Linked DNA regions of Homo sapiens: region 2 is linked to region 1. A link is an interaction called in ENCODE POLR2A ChIA-PET data of the cell type or tissue named here. Cell type or tissue: OCI-LY7. All regions are shown on one strand. Links, peaks and the distances in the headings refer to the core of each region. The heading gives the core; the rest is flanking DNA. Region 1 overlaps LOC107985220 (a long non-coding RNA gene). Region 2 overlaps COPA (coat protein complex I subunit alpha).

What was found. Peaks named below come from ENCODE experiments on the same cell type or tissue, not always from the same donor. Only the 100,000 strongest peaks of a DNase experiment are listed, where the experiment ranks them.
Region 2: POLR2A ChIA-PET joins it to region 1 with 5 read pairs; 2 of 35 experiments call an interaction of 5 or more read pairs at or near these places.

Annotation. Positions count from the first base shown.
Region 1 is chr1:160,659,871-160,670,961 of GRCh38, reverse strand. It overlaps LOC107985220 (a long non-coding RNA gene), which reads right to left. Exons shown (of 2, transcript XR_001738266.2): 2 at 11,086-11,091. It also overlaps the pseudogene SETP9. Among named protein-coding and RNA genes, the nearest start is that of SLAMF1, 18 kb to the right of the region's middle. RefSeq lists enhancers at 4,907-5,468, 5,482-5,541. In OCI-LY7, for the core only: no CTCF peak of the experiment used is centred there; DNase peaks (open chromatin) are centred at 5,305 and 6,041; H3K4me3 peaks cover 1,353 bases; H3K27ac peaks cover 2,182 bases.
Region 2 is chr1:160,331,364-160,342,454 of GRCh38, reverse strand. It overlaps COPA (coat protein complex I subunit alpha), which reads left to right. Exons shown (of 33, transcript NM_004371.4): 2 at 2,161-2,274; 3 at 2,473-2,546; 4 at 7,133-7,213; 5 at 8,776-8,852; 6 at 9,898-10,007. Among named protein-coding and RNA genes, the nearest start is that of COPA, 6.3 kb to the left of the region's middle. In OCI-LY7, for the core only: no CTCF peak of the experiment used is centred there; no DNase peak of the experiment used is centred there.

The DNA of each region.
Region 1 (11,091 bases), core at 2,273-7,272:
CCTCTCCTTCCTCAACGTCATCATCATCTTCCTCTTCTTCGCCTTCATCCTCATCCCCTTCTTCATCAATATCTTATAATCCTTCCTCTTCTTCATCATCATCATCATCTTGTTCTTCTCCTTCTTCTTCATCATCCACATTGGGAACCAAGCAGCACTGTTATGGGTTTGGCCAAGTACTACCTGTGATGACCTCTCATAACTCACCAGCACCTGCATCAGAATGGTCAGTAAAGCAGGTCAAGAAGCTCTCTGGTGCCTCAGGCTGCCTCTTCCTACTGGCTTTATTCTTCGTTCGACTTGAACGATTCGTTACATCCTTTCAAGATTTCCATTTGATTTCAGTGGACTTTGAAGATGGATCGCCACTCTCATTTAGATGAAATTCTTTGGAGAGGAGTTTATTTTCAAAGTAAGGATGTTCATCAAAATAAAAATCTATTCTGTAACCTAATTTAGTATCTTCAAATTATGTCACTTCAACTCTGGTCATATAATGCAGTGCCTCTTCATCCTCCTCCACAAGCAGTGCAGACACTCGTGGGTGGTTGACAAATGATGTTACCCAAAAATGTGGGATTTGGGCCATCAATGATCAATTCTGACCTCTTCTGAAAAAATGATTGGCAGAGTTTGTTCTATTTCTGTTCTACTTTCAAATTCTCCTCACTGGCTTGTTCATGAAGTCTGTTTCATTTTGTACTTCACAAATGTGTTCAATTGCTGCTTGCTATTCTTTTTCTGAGGTCTCGTCTGCCCGGTTGCGGTTGGAGTTGAGCTCCTTTCTACTGACTTTAGCCGTTGGCACAGACTTGGTGCTGCTTGGAGTTCGGGGGGCGGGGGGCGGGGTGTGGTGGTTGGGGGGAGAAACGGGAACGGGGAGAGAAGGAATGGGGAAGCGGGTCGGGGGTAGGCGGCTTCCCCTAACTCCACACTCGCTGGCACTCACTCGGTCAGGCCGCCTCCGCTCCCCGTTCGCTCGCTCTCCCAGCGCTTGCTCGCGCATGCTGCCCTGGCATATGATACATAAAATGTATATAAAAGACAATATAAGTGTAGTTTTTGTTTGTAATTTTTTTCTCTTATCTGATTTAAAAGACAATTTTATAGAACAATAATTATAAATCTGTGTTAATGACACACATGTATAAAGATGTAATTTGTATGACAATAACAGCAAAAAATGTGGGCAGGAGAAAAAGCTGTGTGAGAACAAAGTATTATATTATTGCAATTAAGATCATTGTAACCTCCAAACCAACTATGAAGAAAATAAATACAGTAAAAAAAAAAAAATGACAAGGGAACTTAAGTGTACAGTAGAAAAAATATATTTAATACAAAAGAGGGCACTAATAAAGAAAGAGAAGAACACACACACACAAAAAACCTATAGAAAACTAATAGGAAAATGGCAAACATAAATCCTACCATATCAGAAATTACATTAAATATAAATGGATTAAACATTACAAATAAAAGGCAGAGGTTATTAGAGTGGACTAAAAAAAATGGGTCCACTATATGTTGTGTACAAAGGACACAGTTTAGATTCAAATACACCTATAGGTTGAAAGTAAAAGGTGGAAAAAGGTATATTATGTTATGGAAGCAATAACCAAAAGAGAGCTGGGTTTAGAAACTGAGATCAGTCAAAATATGATTTAAGACAAAAATTGTTGTAAAGACAAAGAAGGACATTTTATAATAATAAGAGTTAATGCATCAAGAAGATATAACAATTATTAATATATATGCACAGAGCCCCAAAATACATGAAGCAAAAACTTACTGAATTGAAGGGATAAATAGACAATTCAACAATAATAACTGGAGAATTCAATATCCCATTTTCAATAATGGATTGAACAACTATACATAAAATCAACAAGGAAATAGAAGACTTAAACAACATTATAAACCAACTAAACTTAACCAAAGTCTATAGGACACTTTACCCAACAACAGCAGAATATGTGTTTGTTGTTCTCAAATGCACATGGAACATTCTCCAAGATAGACTATATGTTGGGCTATAAAACAAGTCTCAACAAATATGAAATGACTAAAATTACAGAAATGTCAAAAGTATGTTTTTAACCACAATGGAGTGAAATTATAGATCAATCACAGAAGGATATTTGGAAAATTCATCAAGCTACATACTTCTAAATCAAGCTACATACTTCTAAAACAATGGGTCAAAGAATAAATCATAGGGGAAATTACAAAATACTTTGAGATGAATAAAACTAAAAATATTACATATCAAAAACTTATGAGATGCAGGAAATCAATGCTTAGAGAAACTTTTATAGCTGTAAATGCCTAAATTAAAACAGAAAGATCTCAAATCAATAATCTAACCTCCTACCTTAAGAAACTATAGGCTGGGATTAGTGGGTCATTCTTGTAACCCTAACACTTTGAGAAGCTGAGGCAGGAGGATCACTTGACCTCAAGAGTTCAAGACCAGCAACGTAGTGAGACCTTGTTTCTACCAAAAAATTTAAAAAATTAGCCAGGTGTGGTGGCTCATGCCTGTAGTCCCAGCTACTTTGGTGGCTGAGGTAGGAGGATTGCTTGAACCTAGGAGATCAAGGCTGCAGTGAGCTGTGATTGTGCCACTGTACTCCAGCCTGAGTGACACAGTGAGACCCTGTCTTGAAAGAAAGAAAGAAAGAAAGAAAGAAAATAAACTATAAAAAGAAGAACTAAGTTCATTAAGAAACTATAAAAAGAAGAATAAACTAAGCTCAAAGCAAGCAAGAGGGAGAAAATAATAAAGATAAAAATGGAAAGAAATGAAGGAGAGAATACAAAAATAAGAGAAAAACAAATTTAAAGTTTGGTTATTTGAAAAGATCAGCAAAACTGACAAATGTTTAGGTAGACTGATAAAATGAAAAACGGAGAAGACTCAAAGGACCAAAATCAAGAATTAAAAGGGGATATTACTATTGACTTTAAAGGAATAAAAATGATTACAAGGGGGATAGTATGAACAATTGTATGGAAATAAATTAGACGAAATGGAAAAATTTCAAGAATCACACAGACTACCAAAACTGACTAGAGAAGACAGATGCGATAGATCAGATAGATAAAGGGAGGGTTCTTGCTTGCAATAGAATGCCAAATATGGAGTGAGGTGCTAAAGTGAAGAAAGTTATTATTTTGTAACTATCACAATTAAGACAGGCTCAGGCAAAAATTATCAATGGATGCTAAATCTCAGAGGAAATTTTGATGAGGAGTAAGATGTCTGCATGGCCTTCCACTGTATGCCAACACATAGTTATTAGTTAAAATCAAAAAAGATAACTATACAATAGAGAAATCTGGCAATCTGTTGGCAATATATTGGCCAGGTGATTAAAATTAACATTATCGATGAGAAGACATCAAGGGTCTCTAGATGTGATACCTTGAGGGTACAATGTCACTTGTGTAGTACCTAGTCTGGGAATGCATAATGTGAATCTAATCATAAGGAAATACCAAAAAACCCCAAGTGAGGAATTTGCTATTAAAAAAGAGAGGCTGTAATCCCAGGACTTTGGGAGGCTGAGGCAGGCGGATCATGAGGTCAGGAGTTTGAGACCAGCCTGACCAACATGGTGAAACCCCATCTCTACTAAAAATACAAATACAAAAAAATTAGCTGGGTGTGGTGGTGCATGCCAGCTACTCAGGAGGCTGAGGCAGAAGAATCGTTTGAACCCGGGAGGTGGAGATTGCAGTGAGCCGAGATTGTACCACTGCACTCCAGCCTGGGTGACAGAGCAAGACTCCACCTCAAGAAAAAAAAAAAAAAAGGGAAAGGGTGGGAAGACTGCATTCTTCAAATATATCCATGTCATAAAGGAGAAGATATAGCTGTGGAAATGTTACAGTTGAAGGGTACTAAAGAGATACAACAACTAAATGCAATACCTAATACTGGACTGGATCCTGACCTGGAGGGAAAATTATGGTTACAAAGGGTCAACCGACAAAATTGAAATGCAAACAGTAGGTTAGACAAGAATATTGTTATCAATGTAAAATTTACTTAAGTGATAACTATATTGTAGTTGTGTCAGAAATTATCCTAATTCTTTACACTGATGTATTTAAGATAAAGAGCCATGCCATATGCAACCTACCCTATAATAGTTCAAATAGAGACAGAAAGAGAGAGAGAGAGAGAACTAGCTAATATTAAAGCAAAATGGGCAAAACATTACAGAGAGGTATTCACAGTCACAGCCAACTTGTAGACCCCTCCCTGCAGGATATTTATAAGCGTGTTCTTTGTACTATTATTAATAATAATTTTTTCTTGCAGCTCTTTTGACATTATTTTCAAATAAAAAGTTAACTACACAGATTAATGAAAGGTCTGCAATACTTATTTCCCCTTGATGGTCCTTCAAGATGCTGAGGGTCTGTTCTGCATTTACCACATCCTCTTCTTTCCTTGTATAGGCCTCTCCTTTTATAGACCTGTGAGTTCTCAGAGTACATTATCATTTTCAACCTTGAATTCCCATTGAAACCCTTGAATTCCCATTGAATCATCTGCCAAAGACGACAGTTTATTTTTCTGTTGATCCAATCAAGAAAAGGAGAAAGCTTCCATGAATAATAAACAGATGGGGACTACAAGTTCCTGTGACTCTGCCGGGCTCTGCCCAATGTGTCTCTCCATTCTGGCTCCCAGGCTACAGGAGCACAGCCTCTGTCAGTCTTGCTATCTCTGGCAGAGGACAGCAACACAGAGCAGAAGGACCTCTTTAAAGCCTAGGTTTAATAATGACAACATTTTCATGCTTAAATCCTTCAAGGATAGGCTCGTTGGAGAGCCTACAGGGTTCTACTGATCCTTATGTGGCTTGGTTTCTGTGATTTTCTCCTGTCCAATTTCTAGTTTGGCCCCTCCTTTGCACTGAATGCTGCAACCTTCCTGAACTGCTAGCAGTTCCCCGAATTTACTCAATGCCTTTGCTCAAGCTTTTACACTTCCTGGAATCCCCTCCCACTCCTCGTTGACCTAACAAACTCCCACTCATTTGTTAAGACTCAAACCAATTGTTGCCTCTCCAAAGTCCAAGAACCACTTCTTAGGAATAGGACTCTCTCCCTGGTCCATAATCACCGTTTCCCACCCTCTTTGTGATAGGAATGATTACTACAAAGAAGACTTAGAAATCGTCAGCAGGGAAGCCCATAAAATTTGCATTTCCTAATTTTCTGTAATCTTGGTGGAGGACAGGAAGGAAGTGGCCAGGCCAAGGCCGTCTGGCAAGTTACCAGCAGGGCTGAGGCTGGAAGTCAAATACACATTCTCCTTTCTTTGTTGATACTACTGGGTACTCCCTGGGGCTTGACCCATTGCCCTTCTTATGTTCGAAAATGTCTTCTGGACTCTGTCAAACCCTAGACAACTCAATTTTGCAGGACCTTCTAGGGGGGCAATGTTGGAGGGCTTGTTGGCTCCTAGAGAGAGCACTGGAATGAGCATGTTTGGTTGGTCTTCAAGCTTATACCTAGTACCCAGAACCACATTTCAAGCTTCTGGGAGGTTGTGTGGTATAGGGGAAGGAGCATGACCTTTGGAGCCAGACAGCCTTGAGTTTGAGTTCCAGAACCGTCATTTACCAGCTTCTGAACCTCAGGAAAAGTAAACTTTCTAAACCTCGGTTTCCGTATGTGGATGATTTTTAAAATCAGGATTAAATGAGATAACCTCAATAAATCATTCCACATAAAGTCTGCCATACAGTAAGTGCTCAATAAGTATTAGTTGCCTTCCTCTGTCCCAAACTTCTCCTTCCTCTCTTCTGGGCTGGCAACTCTAATTTTAATGAATTAAGACAAGATCTCTTAGCTTAAGTTTCCCCAAGTGTAAAATAAGAGGGAAATGGTTGTATAACTCATATGACCCAGATCACGGCTTCTTTCTATTTTGCTTTTATCAATCTTCTCAATCAGGTCTGTGTACTGAGCACAAAGGCTGCCCATGGGTGTGACATGAACAACGGAGGTTTTGCTCTCAGAGGAAGTGGAGAGGGGTTGGGAGGTACCTGGGGAAATGCAAATTTCATGGCTAAGTAGGACTTCCCTAGGTCTGCTGACTTCCAAGATGCTTCTGAGGCATAATTCCAGTGATGATGTGAAGGTGTGGGGCCAGTTCTACCCCCACCAAAAAAGGCCACAATCAGTATATTCATTCCACAAACATTTTTAGCACTTGCTGTATGCCAGGCATTGTTAGATTGGGGAACCATGAAGGTAAATAGAGCATAATGAAACTCAATCAGGATATGGGTGGATTGACCTAAACCCAAGAGATTTGGTTTCTGGTTACGGCTTTTCAAAAACTAGCCATATGGTAAGTCCCTTAGAAGTTTTAGTCTCTAAGTATTAGCTTTCTTGGGGTGAAATGAAGGAGTTGAAAATATGACTTCTATATTTGTTTGCTTTCCTTCAGATTATACTTCTCCTCTCAAAGTCAGCTCTGTGTTTTCAAATAGCCCCTGGAAATCTCCATATGCATGAACCGTAAACATTTAAACTGACCATATCCCAAGCCAACAAATAATCTTATACCCCTTGCTCTCAATTTTGCCCCTAAGTTATCTCCACCTCTTATACTTCCTTTCTTAGAGAATGGCATTGCCATCTACTGGGAAACTGAACTGGAAGTGTAAAGGCCATAGTATATAGGCCACTCTCCTTCACAGCCCACATTCAATAAGTCACCAAACCCTGAAAAATCCACCTATGAGATAACTCTCCAATGGATCTCCTTCTCTCCCACCTCATTGCTACTTCTCCAGTTAAGACCCATCATTTCTTCAAATCTGTTCCTAGCCTGTAGGTCTACCTAAATTTCTCTCACACTAAGGCCAAAGTAATCTTTTCTTTTCTTTCTTTTTTTTTTTTTTTTTTTTTTTTTGACAGATTTTCACTCTTGTTGCCCCAGGCTGGAGTGCAATGGTGCAATCTTGGCTTACTGCAACCTCCGCCTCCCAGGTTCAAGTGATTCTCCCATCTCAGGCTCCCAAGTAGTGGGATTACAAGCACATGCTACCAGGCCTGGCTAATTTTTGTATTTTTAGTAGAGATGGGGCTTCATCATATTGGTCAGGCTGGTCTCAAACTCCTGACCTCAGGTGATCTGCCCACCTCAGCCTCCCAAAGTGCTGGGATTACAGGTGTGTAATCCCACCACGCCCAGGCAAGGTAATCTTTCTAAAGCAAAAATATGAACAGGTCACTCAGCTGCTTAAGACTTTTGGTGGCTTCCATCAAAGAATGAATGGCTTTCCAAGAATGTGTTTAATTATTTGTGCGCAAAAAGGAGTTTTGATCAGGTGAAAGGGGAGACACTGCCTCCTGTGGAAAGTCCTGGGTTGTGTATCCTTGCAGGAATGAAAGAAAAACAGATCAAAACAATGAGGAAGAGAAGAGAATAGCAAATATTGAGTGTTCACAATATAGCAAATACTGTACTTTATATACACTGCTGTTTTAACATTCAAAAGGCATATTAGGTATCTTTGCTCAGGTTTTCAAAAATCAGACTCTGAGATGGAGATTTGTGTGTGAAAAGTTTATGGAGGAGTGCCCATGAAATAATCAATACCTGTGAGGGAGTGAGGGAAGTAAGAGTGAGCAGAGGAAGAAGTTGAGCTGCGGATGCAGTTGCAACAAAGTCCTCAGCTGACTCAGTGAGGAGCCCTGGAGCTAGAATGACCCTCAGAGCTGTTGCAAACTGAGGCAAAAGGGGACTGGACTTTTATATCCTTTCATCAACCAGTTGGCCCAGTTGTTTGATGTGGGTTCCTCAGGGAAGGAACTGGCTAAGGGCAGTTCCTGGGGAGGAACTCAGCTGAGAGCTGTCAGCCACCAATACTTCCTGCATGGGGAATGACTGCTTTGGTCTTGAGGGGGAGATCGGAACAGCACATCATAGCATCCACTATGTGAGATAACTTGTAGTGCATTATTTTATAGATAAGAAAACTGATTTTCGCCAACACCATGACTTATCCAAGGTCGTACAAGTAATGAGTGAAATCCTTGTGGTTCTAATTCATATTTGTCTTCATGTTCCTTTAGCTACATATAACCATGCAATGATAACCTTTTTTGATGAAGCTAGCAGAAGAAAAGAAATAACTAAAATCAGAGCAAAAATAAATGAACCTGAGACAAAAAAAAAAAAAAACCTCACACAAAGGATCAAAAAAATAAAGTTGGTTGTTTGAAAGGATGAATAAGATTGATAGACTGCTAACTAGAATAACCAAGAAAAAAAAAAAGAAAAGATCCCAAATAAGCACAATCAGAAATGACAAAGGTGACATTACAATTAATATTGCAGAAATACGAAAGATCCTCAGAGACCACTATGAACAGCTCTATGCACACAAACTAGAAAATCTAAAGGAAATGGATAAATTCCTGGAAACCCATAAACTTCTAAGATTGATCCAGGAAGAAACTGAAATTATTAACAGACCAATAATGAGTTGCAAAACTCAATCAGTAATAAAAAAAAACTACCAACCAAAAAATGCCCAGAACTAGACGGACTCACAGTGGAAATCTACCAGATGTACAAAGAACAGCTGGTACCAATCTTACTAAAACTATTCCAAGAAATTGAGGAGGAGGGATTCTTCCTCAATTCATTCTATAAAGCCAGTATCATCCTCATATCAAAGTCTGGCAAGGGCACGACAGATAAAGAAAACTACAAGTTAATACTCCTGATGAACATAGATGCAAAAACCTTCAACAAAATACTAGCAAACTGAATTCAGCAGCACATCAAAAAGACAATTCATCAGGATTAAGTTGGCTTTACTTCTGGGATGCAGACATAATTCAGCATACACAAATCAATAAATGTGATTCACCACATAAACAGAATTAAAAACAAAAACCATATGATCATCTCAATAAATGCAGAAAAAGCATTCAATAAAATTCAACATCTCTTCATGAGAAAAACCCTCAACAAACTAGGCACTAAAGGAACATACCTCAAAATAATAACAATCCATGACAAAAACCACAGCTAATATCCTATAGAATGGGCAAAATTTGTAAGCATTCCCCTTAAGAATTGGAACAAGACAAGGATGTCCACTTTCACCACTTGTATTTAACTTAGTACTGGAAACCCTAGTCAGAACAATCAGGCAAGAAAAAGAAATAAAAGGCATTCAAATAGGAAAAAATAAAGTCAAATTATCTCTGTTCACTGACAACATGATCCTGCACCTAGAAGGCCCTAAAGATTATTCTAAAAGGCTCCTAGACCTGATAAAGAACCTCAGTAAAGGTTCAGGATACAAAATCAACATACAAAAACCAGTAGCATTTCTATACACCAATCACATTCAAGCTGAGAACCAAATCAATAACTCAATCCCATTTACAATAGCCACAAAATATAAAATACCTAAGAATACATTTGACTAACGAGGTGAAAGATCTCTATGAGGAGAGCTACAATACATGGATGACAGAAATCACAGATGAGACAGCAAATGGAAAAACAGTCCATGCTCATGGATTGGAAGAATCAATATCATTTAAATGTCCATGCTTCCCAAAACAATCTACGAATTAACAGAATTCTTATTAATTTACCATCATTTTTCACAGAATTAGAAAAAAAACAATTCTAAAATTCACATGGAACCAAAAAGAGCCTGGCTAGCCAAAGCAATCCTAAGCAAAAGAACAAAGCCAGAGGTACCACATTACCCAACTTCATACTATACTACAAGGTCATGGTAACCCAAACAGCATGGTACTGGTACAAAAATGAACACATAGATCAATAGAACAGAACATGAAACCCAGAAATTAAGCCATAAACCTACAACCAACTGATCTTTGACAAAGTCGACAAAAGTGAACAATGGGGCGAGGACACGCTATTCAATAAATGGTGCTGGGAAAACAGTCTAGTCATGTGCAGAAGAAAGAAAGTGAACCCCTACCCCTCCCCATATACAAAAATTAACTCAAGATGAATTAAAGACTTAAATGTTAGACTTCAAACTATAATAATCCTAGAAGAAAAGCTAGGAAAAACTCTTCTAGACATTAATCTAGGCAAAGAATTTATGACTAATATCTCAAACACAAATACAGCAAAAACAAAAATTGACAAATGGGAGTTAATTAAACTAAAGAGCTCCTGCACAGCGAAAGAAAAAAAAAATCAACAGAGTAAATACAACCTACAGAAAGGGGGAAAATATTTGCAAACTATGCATCCACCAAAGGACTAATATCCAGAATCTGTAAGGAACTTAAGCAAATCAACAAGAAAGAAACAAATAACCCCATGGTGTTAGTCCATTTTGCATTGCTATGAAAGAATGCCTGAGACTGGGTAATTTATAAAGAAAAGAGGTTTTTTTTGGCTGATAGTTCTGCAGGCCGTACAAACATGGCACCAGCATCTGGTGAGGCCTCAGGAAGCTTACAATCATAGTGGAAGGTGATGGGAAGCAGGCATGTCACATGGCAAGAGAGAGAGTGAGAGAGATGCCAAGCTCTTTTATACAACCAGCTCTTCCATGAACTCATTATTGTAGGACAGACACCAAGCCATTCATGAGTGATCTGCCTCTACGACCCAAACACCTCCCACTAGGCTCCACCTCCAACACTGGGAATTACATTTCAACATTTGGAGGTGAAAAACATCCATTTATATCAACCATTAAGAAGTGGGCAAAAGACATGAAGAGACACTTCTCAAAAGAAGATAGCAAGTGGCCAAGAAACATATGAAAAAGGCTCAGTATCACTAATAATCAGAGAAATGCAAATTAAAACCACAACGAAATACCATCTCACACATGCTAGAATGGCTATTCTTAAAAAGTGAAAAAATAACAAATGTTGGCAAGGATGTGGAGAAAAAGGGACACTATACACTGTTGGTGGGAATGTAAATAAGTTCAACCCCTATGGAAAACAGTATGGAGATTTTTCAAAGTTATTTTAGAACTACCGTTTGATTCAGCAATTCCACTACTGGGCATCTACTGAAAGGAAAAGAAGTAGTTTTAT
Region 2 (11,091 bases), core at 2,824-7,823, 330 kb after region 1:
AAGTACGGCAGCTCTAGAGCTCGAGTGTGGGTCGTTGGGGGTGGAGGGCAAATACTGAGATCGCAGTATTAGCCTCAGAACGTTAGAATGTGAAAGTCAGAGAAGTAAGGTCTCCGAAGACCTGGAAAAAATAGTATCTAGAATATTTAGTGAGATGCAGCGTAACAAAGTGGTTAGGAACTTGGTCTTTGAAGTCAGATGGGCTTGCCTTGGAATCCTGAGACATCCACTAACAAGCTGTGACTTGGATGACTTACTTAATGTCTCTAAGTCTGTATTTCCTCATCTGTAAAATCGTCTTTTATAGAGAGTATTAAAATGAGAAAGTATATGGAGTGTATTTATTACAGCGCCTGGTGTAGACTCAGTAGCTCAAAAACTGGAGGTTGTTATCAATGTGTGAATATATTCTGAGCAGTTTCTAAGTCTCTTGGGAAACTTGACCTTGAAAGATGGGTACCATTAAGAATTTCTGAGACCTGTATAGGTGAAATGTGAAATGGGTCTTCATAATCTTTCAGTTTTCTTTTCTGCTCCTAATTTCTTGCTGGGCAGTACAGAAGGAAAAACAAAGATGTCATAATATTTGAGGGCAAACATCCATTGTTGAGTGTACTTATATATCATAATTAAAAAAAAGAACCTAATGGAAAAATAGACAATTTAGAAGAAAAATTGTAAATGTTCAATAAATAATTAAAATAGTTCCACCTCACTAGTAATGAAAGAAATGCAAGAAAAAAAAAGTTAAGTTACTTTTTTGGGGGGAGGGTCTTAGATTTATAAAACAAAACAACAAATAGCTGATAGCAGCCTGTGTGCAAAATGGGCACCTCCATAAACTTCATGAGACTGTATATTGATACAGTGTTTTTACATTTAAACTATATGTACTAAAATGTTAAGTGCACATATTCTATTCCTGAGCAATCTCACAGGTCTTTAGCCTAGGGCAGTAATAATGCAAATAGGCTAGATTATGTGTAGAAGTATCTTCAGTAGGCTCTTCTGATAGCCAAAAATTGGCGGACAAAATGCCTGTTAGAATAATATAAGTGTAGTACATTTGTCCCTTGTAGTTAAAAAGAATGAGGTTATGTTTATATGTACTTCCATGAGATCCATATTATATAGTTAAGTGAGGAAGAAGTTTGCAGAACAACATCATAACGTGATCCCCACTTTCATAAAATACTAAAGCCTATGTCTATGTGTAACTGCATTAAAAATCTGAAAGGATACACTTCAAACTGTTAGTAGTTGTTACCTCTGGGGACTTCCATTTCCAGTCATGATAGAATAACAAGAGCCAGATTTACCTTCCCACCTTAACTATACAACTGAACAAAATGTATGAAACAAAGGTTCATACATTGCTCACAGATGTTGGGCAACAGGCAGTGCAGGAAAATAATTCTCCAGAGAAGGCAAATAAACAAGGTGAGTCCTGTGATTGTCGTAGATTACTGCCTAGAGAGTTTTTAGGCTTCAGTGAAGAGGGGAATCCCTTGGTCTTTCTGAGGAGACATAAATTTAGAGTGTGGGGAAGCAAAGATGGCTAGATTTTGTTGGGCAAAATACCGGAGAAGAGGGGGCTGCAGAGAGAGAGCACTAGAGATCTGCAGGATGTCTTCTCAGGTCTTTGTTTGAGTACTGATCTGCATGTGAGAAAACTATTCAAAACCTGAAAAAGGACCACTGGAAAGGAGAAGGCAGAGCAATCCCCAGAGTTCACACTAGTGAACTGGGACTAGTTTGTGTTCCTACTTGCCAGAAAGGAAAGACTTCCTAATATTACAGGGCTTCAAATAGAGACCTCAGATGGCTATTGCTTTAATAGTGGTTCCAGATTAAGCCTAGAATGAAGGCTGCTGTAGCCCCTCTGTAATAAAACCTAAAAGCAAGCCTTGAAAGGATCAACTGATTCCAAGTAACTTAATTGTATCCTAGAGCAAAGCCCAAGAATATGTAAAGGAATATGACAAAAATCTAGTACCAAACATAAAATTCACGATGTCTGGCATCCAGTAAAAAATCATCAAGCATGTCGAATGAATGAACCTAGGATTAACCTTGATGTTTCTTTTTCTTATCAGAATTGACAGAAGGTGACATCATGGGGCTTAGTTAGCTCATTGTATCATTTTCTATTTTTTTCAGGGCTCAGCTTTCACCCCAAAAGACCTTGGATCCTGACTAGTTTACATAATGGGGTCATCCAGTTATGGGACTATCGGATGTGCACTCTCATTGACAAGTTTGATGAACATGATGGTGAGATATTTCTAGGAGGAAGTTAAAGGAGTATAAGTATTTATAATATCCTGGGGTATTTTAAGCCTTGTTTGACATGGATTCCTCTATGATTAAAGAATGTGGAAATGATAGAACTGAAAAATCCTGAATAGGAATCACCTTAGAGATTAGAAAGGATAGCTCTGTCTAACATACATTGCCTGCCTTCTCCACCAGGTCCAGTGCGAGGCATTGACTTCCATAAGCAGCAGCCACTGTTCGTCTCTGGAGGAGATGACTATAAGATTAAGGTACAGAGGGTCTGTCATAACTGAGAATAAAGGAAAGAGGATGTGGGAAGGTTTGGGAATCATGAAAGGAACTGAAAGACAGGAAATTTCATTCATACAGAGCTCAGGCCTTTGACAACATTATCCGGAGAACTTACTCAGCAAACATTTATTGAATGCTTACTGTGTACCAGACACTGTTTTCTTTTTAGGGAATTCAAAAATAAATAAGAAATGGCTTCTGTTTTCAAGGAGCTTTTATTCTAATACAGAAGATAAACATATATCCAAGTAATAGCATGTACAGTTTGGTAAGCAATATAATAGAGAGATATTCACAGTGAAATAGGAAAGAGCAGTATAGGTGCAAAGACAAAAAGCATGACACAGCTAGATACAGGGCAGCTGTTATTGGTTTTGTATGGAGAAAACCTGGAGAAATGGTGAGAGAAGGGGCAGAAGATGAGAGGGGCCAGATCATGGAGTACCTGTTTGTGGCGCTCAGGAGTTTAGATGTTATCATGCAGATAACTAGGAGCCATTTGAGGAACTTAAATACAGGAGTGATACCAGATTTATATGTTTTTAAAATGATTACTTGGTGGTAATTAAAGAAAAGATTGGATGATTTGGGCAAGACAGGAGGCAAAAATACCAGTTAGGAAACCTGAGCTTAGGTAGTAGCATTTGAAATGGAGAGAAGGAGATGGATGTGAGAATTTAAGGAAATGAATCAGTGTGTCTGTTGGGTGATGGCCAATAAGGAGAAATAAATGAGATGGCCAATAAGGAGAAATAAGGGCCAATAAGGAGAAATAAATGAGCTGACTTTCAGGCTTCTAGTTTAGGTCACTGGGTAAAGGGGGTGTCATTAACTAGGAAAGGAAAATCAGGAGGAGATAGTTTTCTGGAGTGGAAGAGAATGGATAATGAATTCCATCTTGTCTCTGGTGATTTTGAGGGACCTAAGGGACAGTCTAGTTGAGGTGTCTGTGCTAGAAATATATTTGTGATTTGTCGTCATGAAGGGAGGAGCCAAAGGAGAAGCAGTAGAAGATATTGCTCAAGGAGTACGTTGAATAAGAAGACAGACCATCATTTAAGGGAGAGAGAGGAAGTAGAGTTAGTATGGGAAACAGTGATTCGAGGGGTTCGAGATGAACCAAGAGGGAGAAGAAGCCTCTTGGATGCCAAGGAAGAAGAGAATTTTGGGAAGGAGAAAGTGTTCAGAATAAGATCAAGATTGAGAAATAACCTTTGAATTGCTTAATTTGGAAGGCCTTAGTGTGAAATGAGGAAGCAGACAGAATATAGGCAATTCTTTAAAGACAACTGACTATCATAATAGCAAAAGTTAGAGCCAGAGACTAGCAACCTATAAAAATAAATCAAAATTTCCTCTGTTTACTTCCTTTAGTTGTTTTCATTAAGTCTATGTGTCAAACCGAACCAGTGAAATTTAATTCATAAAAAGGTAAAGTCTTTTCATAAGCAACTTCAAGAAGTTATATATTGTGATTATACCGCAGAACTTAGGTGATGGGAGTAAAGAGTGACAGCTGCCTACAGAGAAAAGAGCTATTAGAATTATAGGAAGGACATTTCTTTCTGTTTTCTAGTTTTTAGGCACCACATCCTGGGGCAATCAAAACTCAAACCACCTGACAGATCTCAAAAGCCCATAAGGATATCACCTCATTATAGTATTTTTGTATTTGTTATTTATAGTGATGAACATTGAGTATCAAGAATGGTTAACTTGGGATTCTTATAATCTGTTTAAAAAGGAAAAACTGGGTGTTAATTAAGAAAAAGTTTTCCCAAAATGACTAATATTTTGGAAAAGAAATTATCTTCCACTTATGAAATGTCCAGAATAGGTAAATCTATAGAGACAGAAAGTAGGTTAGTGATTGTCTAGGGTTGGAGGGGTTGGGAGGAAATGAGAAGTGACAGCTAATGGGTATGAATTTCTTAGGGGAGTGAATAAAAATGTTCTAAAATGGATGGTTGCACAACTGTGAATATATTAAAAGCCATTGAGTTTTATACTTTATATGAATAAATTGTATGGTATTTGAACTGTATCTCAATAAAGCTGTTATTAAAACAAAGGAATTCTTTATTAGCTGGTAGGTGTGTAGTGCTATCATTTGGTGGGTTTTTTTGGTTTGTTTTTTGTTTGTTTGTTTGTTTGTTTGTTTGTTTTTTGCGATGGAGTCTTGTTCTGTTGCCCAGGCTGGAGTGCAGTGGCGTGATCTCGGCTCACTGCAGCCTCCACCTCCCGGGTTCAAGTGGTTCTCCTGCCTCAGCCTCCCGAGTAGCTGGAATTACAGGCATGCGCCACCAAGCCCGGCTAATTTTGTATTTTTAGTAGAGATGGGGTTTCTCCATGTTGGTCAGGCTGGTCTTGAACTCCCGACCTCGGGTCGTCTTCCTGCCTCGGCCTCCCAAAGTGCTGGGATTACAGGCGTGAGCCACCGCACCCGGCCCATTCGGTGGTTTTAATTAATTTCTCTGATGACTAATAAACTTGAACATTTTTCCATAAAAAGGGGGATTATCTAGAAAAGTCATGTCTGTGGACCATCTTATTGCTTGCTATATCCAGATAAATGTAGCATTAGTTATAATCCTCGTTGACAAAGAGTAAGACAAGGAGCCCAGCAAATGGTCAGAGTATTCATCTAAAACCCCTATAAGTTTTTAAGGATTTACAGTTTTGGAGCTTGACTTAGGCCATTAAAGGAGTCAAGACATTTTGAAACTAGAAATATGAAAGTTTAAAACACTGAACTCTATAAGGGGAAAAAAGTCAGTTAAAGAATAGTGTTTATGGTATGGTCTAATTTTTATGTGAAACTCTACTGTGTACATGTGTATTTATATGTAGCTGATTGAATAGATAGAGGCAAAGGTATTGGAATACCTTAACTTTTCATGTTATTCTTATTTCCATACATAATGCTTACTGAGCACTTACCTAATGTCAGGCACTGTGTTAGGTGGTAAGGGTATAGTGTTGAGCATGATGGACAAGAACCCTGCCTTTAAGGAACTCAGCATTCTTGTTTGGAAGATCATACTTTTGGATTGTCTGGACTTGTTATAGGAAATGAAATTTTTATAATTTACTGAAGAAAAGTTAAAAATTAGAAATAGTAACAAGCTGGCCCAGATTGATTATAAACAAATATTAAAAAGAAATTTAAAAAAATTAAATAAGAAGAAAAATGCATCTGGTCTCTTATTTTTGTACATTTTAGGGGATTTTCTGAATGAGGAAGATAAGCTATTTTATATTTATGATCCTGGTTTTCATGTCTTCAGTTGTGTTCATTGATGCCTAGTACTTTGGTAGTTGACTCAACTTCACATCTGAATATGATATTGTTTCTCTGCTTAGCTCAGGCTTACTGAGCAATGTAGTATTTTCCATGTAATAAGTTAAGGTCTGTTTGCTTGACAGGTGAGTACAGACCACACATGTATGGGCGTTGTTTGCCATCAAGTTAGGAGCCTAAGAAGCTGATGCCCTATATTATTGTTTCCCTTGGAGTCATGGTATCTATCTGTCCTACTTTTTTTTTTTTTTTTGAGACCGAGCCTCTCTCTGTCGCCCAGGCTGGAGTGCAGTGGAGCGATCTCAACTCACTGCAAACGCCGCCTCCCAGGTTCAAGTGATCCTGCTGCCGCAGCCTCCCAAGTAGCTGGGATCACATCCGGCTAATTTTTTTTTGTATTTTTGTAGAGACAGGGTTTCCCCATGTTGGCCAGGCCGGTCCCAAACTCCTGACCTCAGGTGATCCCCCTGCCTTGACCTCCCAAAGTGCTGGGATTACAGGTATGAGCCATCGTGCCCAGCCTGTCATACTTTTTAAAAGTGATGGGTAAAGCACTTAAGGGGTCTATATTCAAGCCAAGAGCACAATTTTGCAGTAGAAAAAAGAGTTGCAAATCAAGCCCTGGATAAATATCTCCTGCTATTAAATGCAGATGGCTTCTTCCCAAAGAAAGAAAAACTTTTTTTTTTTTTTTTTTTTTTTGAGACTGAGTCTCGCTCTGTTACCCAGGCTGGAGTACAATGGCATGATTTCGGCTCACTGCAACCTCTTGTATCCTGAGTTCAAGCGATTCTCCTGCCTCAGCCTCCCGAGTAGCTGGGACTACAGGCACATGCCACCACGCCTGGCTAATTTTTTGTATTTTTAGTAGAGACAGGGTTTCACTATGTTAGCCAGGATGGTCTCGATCTCCTGACCTTGTGATCCACCCGCCTCGACCTCCCAAAGTGCTGGGATTACAGGCATGAGTGACCACGCCCAGCCTGAAAAACTTCAATAATTTTATCTTTAGCTTTTCCCTAATCCTACCCCAACCCCATGTTGTTTATCTGACCTATATTTTCATTCTTGTTCTTTTCCCCTCAAATCTTAAACAAGGCTTTCTACCAAGGTTCCTACCTATTTAGAAATGCCAAAATACAAATAATGTATATAAATCTATATTTATATACATATTTCTATCTCTGTAAAGATATCAATTTCTCTGAGCCTTTTAGAGGCTCAATAACTATTTCTGTTTCTTAGTTTGATTTGTCTTTGCAGGTTTGGAATTACAAGCTTCGGCGCTGTCTTTTCACATTGCTTGGGCACTTAGATTATATTCGCACCACGTTTTTTCATCATGTAAGTAGTCATGGTGGCGCTAGTTTTGGAGCATTCTTAGTTTCCCCATAGTAATCTTTATTTGATCCTTGAGAACCCATGTTTTAATAATAGAGTTGTTTTTGGAGTGGCTCTTCTACAATCTGTGTGGTATTGTCCTTTCTGCTTTTTTTCTTTCTGCAAAAGGAAGCACTTGGGATTATACTGAATTTAATTTTATTGGATTCAGTGGATTCTATGGGAAGTCATTGTTTCTCTGTAGGGAAAAGTAGGGATTTGATTTCAGATTTGCTGAACCAAAAAACAAAAGTTTGCCAGCTAATCCCATGTAGGGTATTATTAGTAAGTAGTAGGTGTGTCTGGAAGAAGGTCAGACTAAGATGCCATTTTGATCAGCTAACAAACGTTTCGAAGTATTAACAATCATACCCCTCTATCCTAGGATTTTTGGGTCTGGTGGAGGCTGTTCCCTTAGCCAGGCTTACTACTTTCTTTGATCTGCCAGGTAACATAGTAGATTTAGATAGTGAGGTGCAGATTACAGACTCCCAACCTCTGAATCCAGTTGCACCCTGACAGGATCTCCTTATAGTTCTGTGTATTAGCATTAACTTACACTATTCTTTGATTGCCAGTAAATTAAGTCTCTTTAATTAAGTTAGAAAGAATATGATGAAATAAACAATTTACTGGTTGAGTATATATTATTTCTTTTTTTAATTAAAAAATTCTAGGATAGGAGAGAATGAGAAAATTACAGCTTAAACATTTGAGAATGATAACCACTCAATAAGATAACTTATTAAGTAGGAATTATTTGTCATTGCCATAAAGGACTTCCTGAAGACCCTTGCCTAGAACAAGTTGCCATCTACCTGGAAAGTTACGAAAGACCTTATTTTCTTTCATTTTACCAGCTCACTAAATATGTGTGTGCCTTATACTTGCTAAGCTTTGTGCTAAATACTGAAGGTAGAGATACTATCTCTATTGAAAATAGAAATACCATCTATTTTCAGTGTTTAACACAAAGCTTAGCAAGTGTAGTAAGAAGGAAGTGTAAATAAGAAATACTTCCTTTTCTCAACAATCTTATAGACTCCAAAAAGGCTAAATTGTCTTTACATGTTACTTTCTGCTTTGCTTGCTGAGACCTGGGAATTTTTTGAAACTGGACAGAAAGAAGTCAGACAATAAAATAATATTCCCATCCTAGAGTTAAAGGTAGAAGAGTCTTTCACAGGATCTTAATTTACATGATTAACTGTATATAAATACACACACACACACACACACATATAGAAGTAAATGTAAATGTATGTTTCACTATCTGCCTCTGAGAATGTATTGTGCCTCTAACTGGCTTCCATTCTTAAGTCTTATAGGTGAAAGTGCCGAAGTTGAGAAAAGCTGTTAGAGTGGTAGAGAAAAGGAGACAGCTAACCTGATAGCAAAAGCAGCAGCCCCTTTGCTAATGTAGCTGAGCCGTTAAGCAATGCAGTTCTTTAGAGAAAAATGATTACAAGAACCTGATAGAACAGATTTGTTTAATGTTTAAAGCCTTTGTCTGGAATATCTTTCAGGAATATCCCTGGATTCTGAGTGCCTCCGATGATCAGACCATCCGAGTGTGGAACTGGCAATCTAGAACCTGTGTTTGGTAAAGCAGGAGGCAGAGGGCTCGAAAAGAGTCTTCATTTTTCCTAGTTTTTCATAATGAGCTTCTCTTAGAACAATCTTCTCCCTTCTCAAATGGACTATGTCGGCTGATTAATTACTGATTGTATTTGTAGGATGCTTTTAAGTGCAAAATAATAAATGTAGAGGCAATCCCATATATGAATCTGGACTTCCAATAATTTCTTACCAGGAAGAGAAGTCATATAGCCTTTTAGAACAAGAACTTTTAGCTGGTTTTCAATTATTTTCCCATAAAACCTGAGTCAAGGTCTAGACCTTTGTCTTATTTTGTGTTTGGAGCTGGAGCTTTACATAGAACTTTCCATGAAGAGTTAGGGACCATTTAAAGTGATGGCCTTGGCCCGGCGCCATGGCTCATGCCTGTAATCCCAGCACTTTGGGAGGCCAAGGCAGGCAAATCACCTGAGGTTAGAAGTTCGAGACCAGCCTGGCCAAGATGGTGAAACCCCGTCTCTACTAAAAATACAAAAATAAGCTGGACGCGGTGGCGTGTGCCTATAGTCCCAGCTACTCGGGAGGCTGAGGCGGAGAATCGCTTGAACTGGGGAGGCAGAGGTTGCAGTGAGCCAAGATTGCGCCACTGCACTCCAGCCTGGGCAACAGAGTGAAATTCCATCTCAAAAAAATAATAACAATAAAAAATAAAGTGATGGCCTTTAAAAGGGATACCCTACTAAAATCTCACAGATAATTTACAGTATGGATTACTGAGATTACATTTATTTTGATATTTTAAAATATTTTTGAGAGAAGAGCTATGTAATCTTAGTCCTCCTGAAATTAGTAATATTTAAATACTAAAGCATTAGAGGCAAGAAGAGAACTATTGTTAAAATAGCTGACTGGGCTTATTATTATTAGTTCAGAATTGGTAGGATGACCTGCCTTTGTCTCCATAAAAGTAAAACTGGATAAGCATTTATTGAATATGGAGAAAGGTATTTAGTTTAGGAGTCTGTTGACTTCCACCTCTAATTTGGTATTGTCTTTTTTTTTTCTTGCAGTGTGTTAACAGGGCACAACCATTATGTGATGTGTGCTCAGTTCCACCCCACAGAAGACTTGGTAGTATCAGCCAGCCTGGACCAGACTGTGCGCGTTTGGGATATTTCTGGTGAGCTGCCCAAGTTCAGAGGACAACCTGGTCATCTCTGGTGCAAAACTGCAATTGCTTAAAATAGTGAGGAGAGTTGACTTAGAACTGGAAAATTTAGAATATTCTGTTTTATAATAGCATCTTTGTTTCTGAGGTTGTTGAATTTGCTTTGATGGTTCTTCATATTGGAAGTCTTCTCTAAGAAAAGAGGTAACTCTAGAAAATTCATTTGATTTGAAGAAATTTTAACTTTCTAGTTACATCAGCTTTTGTTAAAATCTATTTACTGTTGCAACATTTGATTAAGAATCATGCTTTCCACTCAAATAAGAAAAAATACATCTATGACAAAAAGAAATTTTGAGAATAGATTAATACAGGGAAACAAGACTCTTGGACCCTATCGCTTTATTTAAAAATAGTAAAATCTCTCTATTACGTTTCTTCTAGTGCGGGGAGCATGGTTGGGTTCTAGGAGTTGGTGACTTTTATGTCCAGAATACCTTTTTTTTTTTTCTGAGAGGGAGTCTTGCTTTGTTGCCCAGGCTGGAGCGCAGTGGTGTGATGATCTTGGCTCACTGCAACCTCCACCTCCCGGGTTCAAGCAATTCTCCCTCAGCCTCCTGAGTAGCTGGGACTACAGATGCATGTGACCACACCTGGCTAATTTTTGTATCTTAATTAGAGATGGGGTTTCACCATATTGGCCAGGCTGGTCTCAAACTCCTGACCTTGTGATCTGCCTGCCTCGGCCTCCCAAAGTACTGGGACTACAGGTGTGAGCCACCGTGGCTGGCCTGTTTTTTTTTTTTTTTTTGAGATGGAGTCTCACTCTGTCTCACCCATGCTGAAATGCAGTGGCGCAATCTCGGCTCGCTACAACCTCTGCCTCCCGGATTCAAGCGTTTCTTGTGCCTCATAAGTAACTGAGATTACAGGTGCACGCCACCACGCACAGCTAATTTTTGTATTTTTAGTAGAGACAGGGTTTCACCATGTTAGCCAGGCTGGTCTCGAACTCCTGACCTCAGGTGATTCTCCTGCCTCAGCCTCCCAAAGTGCTGGGATTACAGACATGAGCCCCTGTGCCTAGCCCAGAATA